Regions from separate parts of the Homo sapiens genome. Here region 2 is linked to region 1. A link is a loop called in an ENCODE intact Hi-C map of the cell type or tissue named here. Cell type or tissue: heart right ventricle. All regions are shown on one strand. Each heading gives the region's core, and the rest is flanking DNA. Links, peaks and the distances in the headings are about the cores only. Region 1 has its middle 38 kb from the start of NEURL1B. Region 2 overlaps LOC105377727 (a long non-coding RNA gene).

The links. A loop is a pair of places that touch in the nucleus more often than their neighbours do. Peaks named below come from ENCODE experiments on the same cell type or tissue, not always from the same donor. Only the 100,000 strongest peaks of a DNase experiment are listed, where the experiment ranks them.
Region 2: a loop joins it to region 1, with 2.6 times the contacts of the local background. A loop is called at or near these places in 3 of 110 quality-filtered maps.

Annotation. Positions count from the first base shown.
Region 1 is chr5:172,601,936-172,604,842 of GRCh38, reverse strand. No RefSeq gene overlaps it. Among named protein-coding and RNA genes, the nearest start is that of NEURL1B, 38 kb to the left of the region's middle. RefSeq lists an enhancer at 1,758-2,336. In heart right ventricle, for the core only: no CTCF peak of the experiment used is centred there; a DNase peak (open chromatin) is centred at 1,167; H3K27ac peaks cover 2,500 bases.
Region 2 is chr5:172,485,258-172,488,164 of GRCh38, reverse strand. All of the region lies in intron 1 of LOC105377727 (a long non-coding RNA gene), which reads right to left. Among named protein-coding and RNA genes, the nearest start is that of SH3PXD2B, 32 kb to the right of the region's middle. In heart right ventricle, for the core only: no CTCF peak of the experiment used is centred there; a DNase peak (open chromatin) is centred at 1,484; H3K27ac peaks cover 1,697 bases.

The DNA.
Region 1 (2,907 bases), core at 144-2,643:
ACTTGCTCAGGATTTCACAACTATTTAGCATCAGGGTTAGGATTCAAGCCCAAGGCTGAAAGCAGAAGGCAAGGCCTATCGACTTTGCCAGGGTGCTGGGGCCTGAGTTTGCTCAAGTGGGTACTGACATGCCCTCTGGAAACAAGGCTTCTGGAGGGACCACGAAGATCAGGCCTGCCTCTTACTAAATGCTGGGCTTAGGTGGAGCCTGCTGTCACGTGGTACTTCAGAATGAACCAAAGGTTAACAAACAGCAGCCGAGGACCCCACATGCCCTGCCGATGGATTTAGCTTGGCCCATCAATATTTTAAAGAGTAACTAAGTCACCATCATTTGAAAATAATATTTCACCTTTTTTTAAAAAAGTCTGCATATCTGATCTTCTCATGAAAACTTGGGCAATCAGTCACACATGGCAATCTTTGGTACCCTCATTGACGGGCATACATCCTTGAGTTCTGTGCTGGTCCCTGGCTGGTGAGCCTCACTTACTTATGGCCTCTGTCTTCCCCTGTTGGCGTCTGAGGCTGAGCTCTGGTTGATGGCAGCACGGATGATGCTGGGGTCTGGACAACCTTCCATACCTTCTTGAAGGTCTTCTGCCATCCTGTGCAAACTCATTGGGTTCTCAGCTTCTTGGGCATCCTTGGTTTTCTCATTTGTAAATTGCAGTGCTCTCTGTGGGAGTTCAGTTCCTCATGGAGACTCCTGCCCATCCCACCCCGTTCACCTAAGCCTTTCTCACCCTTCAGACTTGAGCCATCTCCCCTGGAAGGGCCACTGGGACCACCAGGTGACCCTTGTTCACACTCGCCCTCGTATTGTGCTGTAATGATTTACCCCGTGGTCCTGCCACACAGCTGTAGATTTTGCACATGCTTGTCGAATGAACAAATGAGTGAGGGAGTGAATGGGTTGAAGCTGCCTGGGTTCCAATAGGCCCAAGTAGCCTGGCTCCGAACGCAGGGCTCAGAATCCTGTGCTCTCTCCCAACATCATGTTGGCAAAGAAAGCCCCAGCCTGGGCCCTGGTTACCCTGACTGCCTCTCCAATGCCAGGCTTTGCTGACCGAGCCACCATCAGCCCAGCCACCCTCCCCAAGCTGACGTTCCGGGAGAAAGATGTCATAGTGCTAGACGGTCACACAAGCAGCCCCGTGCACCGTCGACTCCCTTTGTTGAGAAGCAGCCCCGACAAGGAGCTTTTCTTTTCTCCTCTCCCCGCATCCTCTCCCCAGGCCTCCCCCCTCACCCAATCCTCTCTTTAATTGCTGTTGCAGCGAGCAGGAAGAATGTCGTAGATGTTGCATCTGTTTTTCTGGAAGACTGTGAAGGCGCATTAAAATATGTGCTCCGTGGGCGTCTGGTAGGCTGAGGCCTCTCTCATGGCTTAATAACGGGGGAAAGAGCTGAGGAAAGGAAGAAATGAAAGGGATAGTGAGACAGACAGAGAAGGCGACACTCAGAGAACAAGAGAGAAAGAACACAGAGAGACAGAGATGGAGAGAGAAGAGAGATGGAGTTAGAAACAGAGATGAGAGAGAGAAATTGTGAGTCTGTGGCCATTGCCACGTTCCTCTGATTTTCAGCATTTTTCTAACAGAGATTTACGAAGGTTTATCCTAAACATCTGCGGCGTGAGGCCGACGAGATACACACTTGGTTATTTTTGGGAGCAATGGAGAACCGCTCACGGAAACCCTGCCCGGCCAGGGGCCCCAAGGCTGCTGGGACAGGGCTTGCCTGCCCCCTCCCTGTCCCCTCCCTGACCCCTGTTTCTTTGTCTTCTCCAAGGCACTGGCAGGAGGCAGGGCTAGGCTCTTTCCAAAATCCATTTGTCCCGGAGTCGCCTGGGCTGGGAAAGTGCCCTCCATGTGGGCCGAGGGGGCCTGGAGGGACACTGGGCACATGCAAGGGGTCACCAGGATGAGGGGCGTCTAAGGAAGCCTAGAGGGAGAAGGGAGGAGGGGAGGGAAGTACAGGAGGGTGAGGCAACCGTTGCCACGTCAGCCCCGCCACTCTGGCAGGACAAGGAGGGGAAGATGTCTGCTGAACACAGACCTCCTGCTGCTATCCCACGGGGCGACAGTTATCAATGCTCCCATTTCACAGACGGAGAAATGGAGGCTCAGAGAGTGAAGGGACTTGCCCGAGGGAACACAACCAGGGGGCCTTGGGATAGGGTAGAGTGGGTATTTGACACTTGGCCTTAAGTGACCATGTCCTGGGTCCCTCTCCCGACAGTTCCTGTTTCTGTTGAGGGATCTCTGTGGTTTTGGGGATGCTGACTCCACTGGGGACCTGAGATGAGCCCAAGGTCCAGGCTGGACCCATTCTTCCTTTTTTGGCGACAGTAGCTGGGACAGCAGGCAGGAGGCAGAGCTCCAAAGATCACGATGCCTGGACAGAGGGCTTGGATTGCTTCTTATGGGGGCAAAGTTGTAACAGGAGGAGCTCAAGCAGGGACTGGAGGGGGTCACAGTGGGGTCAGGCTAGGGTCTGGGGAACAAAGGCAAGCATTCTGATGGTATCAACCAATCCAGCTACTCTTATGGTGTCCCAAGCCAAAGTGTGACTGATTAAAAATGAATAATCATCCTAGATTTAAAGGCCTGGTCCAATTGCACGTCCATTTTACACATGAGAAACTGGGAAATAATTGTATTCAGTGCAATATTCCCAGAATGATGTCTTAATGTAGTTCACTAAGAAGAGGAGGTTGGGGGTCTGAATGACTGCCTGCACAACATACCTGCACTTTCTCCCCTTCCTAGTTTTTATTCAGCAACCCATCTGCTCCCCCAAATTCCCTATATTCCATGGAAGGCTGAGCTTCCACCCAGCTCTGGGCTGGATCCTATTGCCTTCAGGCCTGTGCCCTGGCTACAGGACTTTGTTCAAGGGCAG
Region 2 (2,907 bases), core at 282-2,781, 120 kb after region 1:
CCCCTGGAGGGGGGGGCTGTTCAAAGCGACTTTAGCCCATCTACGGTGCTTGCTTTTCTTCCTGAACTCCCTTTCCCATCGTGGAGAATGTATTCTTATTTTATTCATGCTCCTAAAAATTAATTTTGAAAAACTAGCAAATATGCAAACATTGTTAAATAATGAAAACTGTGCGTTTTTCTGGGAAGAGCGTGTCCAGGGTGCTGACTGCTTATCTCAAGACAAAGAGTGGGAAGTGACGAAGCGGAAGCACCCCACGCTCTGAAGAGGGACGCAGGGGCTCCATCCCTACCTCTGATCGCTTCTCTGGGAGGTGATGCACCCCCACAGGCCTTGCCCCCAGGGCTCGGGAATTTCCTGGAAGCCTGAGGCATCATGAGAAAAAGCATCTTCTCATGGCCTTCCTTCGGGCAGAAGGAGTTGAGTGAATGTCTTTTAATTAGCATTTTTATCATTTTTCTGTATTTTATAAAATCCAGTGTGTGGTGGGGGAGCGGGAGCAGGGTGAGGCTTCAGAGAGGAGAGGCCAGGGTTTCACAGGGTTTGATACCCAGGAGAGAAATGCTTTCTGGACAAATCCAGCCTCAAGGCCAAACAAGCCTTTGGAAAACAATTTTTAAAAAATATTATGTATCCTGTGTTTTAACGACAAAAGTAACACATGAAAAGGTTCTCTTAACAATTGGAACAATCCTGATGAAGTGAAGGTCCCCTGCCCCACACTCCCCATCCCGTCCCCTCTGAAGGTTGACCATCCTACTCCATTTGGCTAACATCCTTCCAGAACTTTCTCAAAGCCTTGATAGCCATACCTGGACCTACTGAAATAGGAAATCTTGCTTTGCCTCTGTTTTTTAATAAGTACATGCTGTACACGTTCTCTTACAACTTCTTTTTCTCTTAACAAGTCTTAGAAATCTAAGTTGGTTCACACAGATCTTTTTTGTTTTTTTAAATATGACAAAGGACTATAGTATTAATGTGCCATACCTTATTTAATACTATTTAATACGGTATTAATAATAATTATTATTATTATAAATATAAGTATAAATAATAATATTTAATACGATTAATACTATTTAATACGGTGATTATTTAAAACAAAATGCTTCACTGATTTACAAAGAAAAGAAGCCTCTGCCCCTCCACCACACTTGCGTCTCTCACCTCAGTTTTCTCACCTGTGAAATGGGGGCATTTGCCTAAATGATCTCTATGGCCATTTGCACAGCCTGTGATTATAAACATTTTCCCTGCCCCATACAGATGCCCCTGTTGAAGTTCCCCCTGCTGTGTCTGGTTTCCTCTGGGACCCTGGCTTTCCCAAGTCTGTCTGTGAGTCAGCCGAGGACCCCTCCTCTCCTTGTCCTGCCCCCTCTGCCCTGACTTCCAAGCTCACTCCAGCAACTCTGACAAGCCTGTGACAGGAGAACACAGGCGCGCCCTCCGAGCTCCCGCAGCTGCCTTAAAATAGCAGCTTTGTCTCACTCCATGCTTTTCTGACGCAGCCACGCTTGGTCCTGTCTGGAACTGTCTGGAAACAGAGACAACGGGCCCATCACCGTCACCAACTCTCAGAACATGGAGGCCTCATACAAAGGACAAATCTTCTGCCCCAATGTCCTTTCTGATCAACGCCAAGGGGCGGGGGACTCAGGCAGAAGAGAGAGGCTGGAACAGGCCTGACTGCACGCTCCCACCTGCAGTAGGGGATGGCCAACGCTCTTGTCCTTCTGCCCTCCAAGAGGGTTGTCTAACCAAGGCACTGAGTTTAGGTTTGACTCAGCACAGCTCTGCTTCCCACGAGATAATAATATATTCTATGAGCCCATTTAGTGACACAAAAACCCCATGAGGTAGGTTCTGCTGTTGCCTCTACTTGGCAGATAAAAACACTGAAACAAGTACCCCAGGTAAACACAGCTATTCAGGGGCAGAGCCGGGCCCAGGCCCAGGCAGTCTGTACTCCAATTCACTATTCTATATGTTCTCCATAACCTTTTGGAGGGATGGAAAGGACTTTTCAAATTGAGAGTGGTGGTAATAAAAGGACTTACCTCAGAGGACCATGGGGTATGATGAAAGAGCCATTTATGGAGACTGGGTTCCAATTGCAAGCTTCTTCTCACCACAGGGCCTTTGCATATGCGGCTTCCTGTGCCTGGAACATCCTTCCCATCCTACTCACCCTTCTGCCTATCCTCCCTTTGCCTAACTTTTCCAAGGCTAACTTCCTTTTATCTTTTATGTGAGGCAGCAGCCAGAGTCACTCACTCACTCATTTCATTCATTCATTTGTTCATTCATTCACTCACTCACAAAGTATGTATTATGCACCTTCTATGTGCCTGGCATTGTGTTATTGACAAGATAGACACAGCTCCCGCCCTGGAGAGGCTTATGGACCACAGCTGATTGGAAAGTGCTCAGCCAAGAGACTGGCACATAGTAGGTCTTCAGTAAACAAATGCAGACTTGGAGTAGTTATGGCAATGCACAGTTGAGGACATGGAAGTGGGAGAACTCTGTTCCTGGGAGAGCACTCTTGTCACCTCCTCACACCCTGCTCCATGCTTCTGGGCACCGTCTTTCCAAGATGGTGAGAATGGAAACTGCCTTCCACTCCCCAAGCCATTTCACAGAAAAATTACTGCAAAACCTCCCAGATCATCAACAGGACCCAGGCTGCTCTGAGTCCTCCATGCTACAGTTGTCATAGCAGCCAACCGGGTTCTCACCCACCCCAGGATCCTATTCATTTTCTTGATTCCACCAAATTCCCTGAGGCCATTCTGTGACAAGCCCCATGCCAGGTCTCAGAGTTACAGAGGAAATTAGACACTGTCTTGAATCCAGAGACAACCCAGTAGGAAGGAGTCTCAAAGAAGATTGGTGGACTTGATC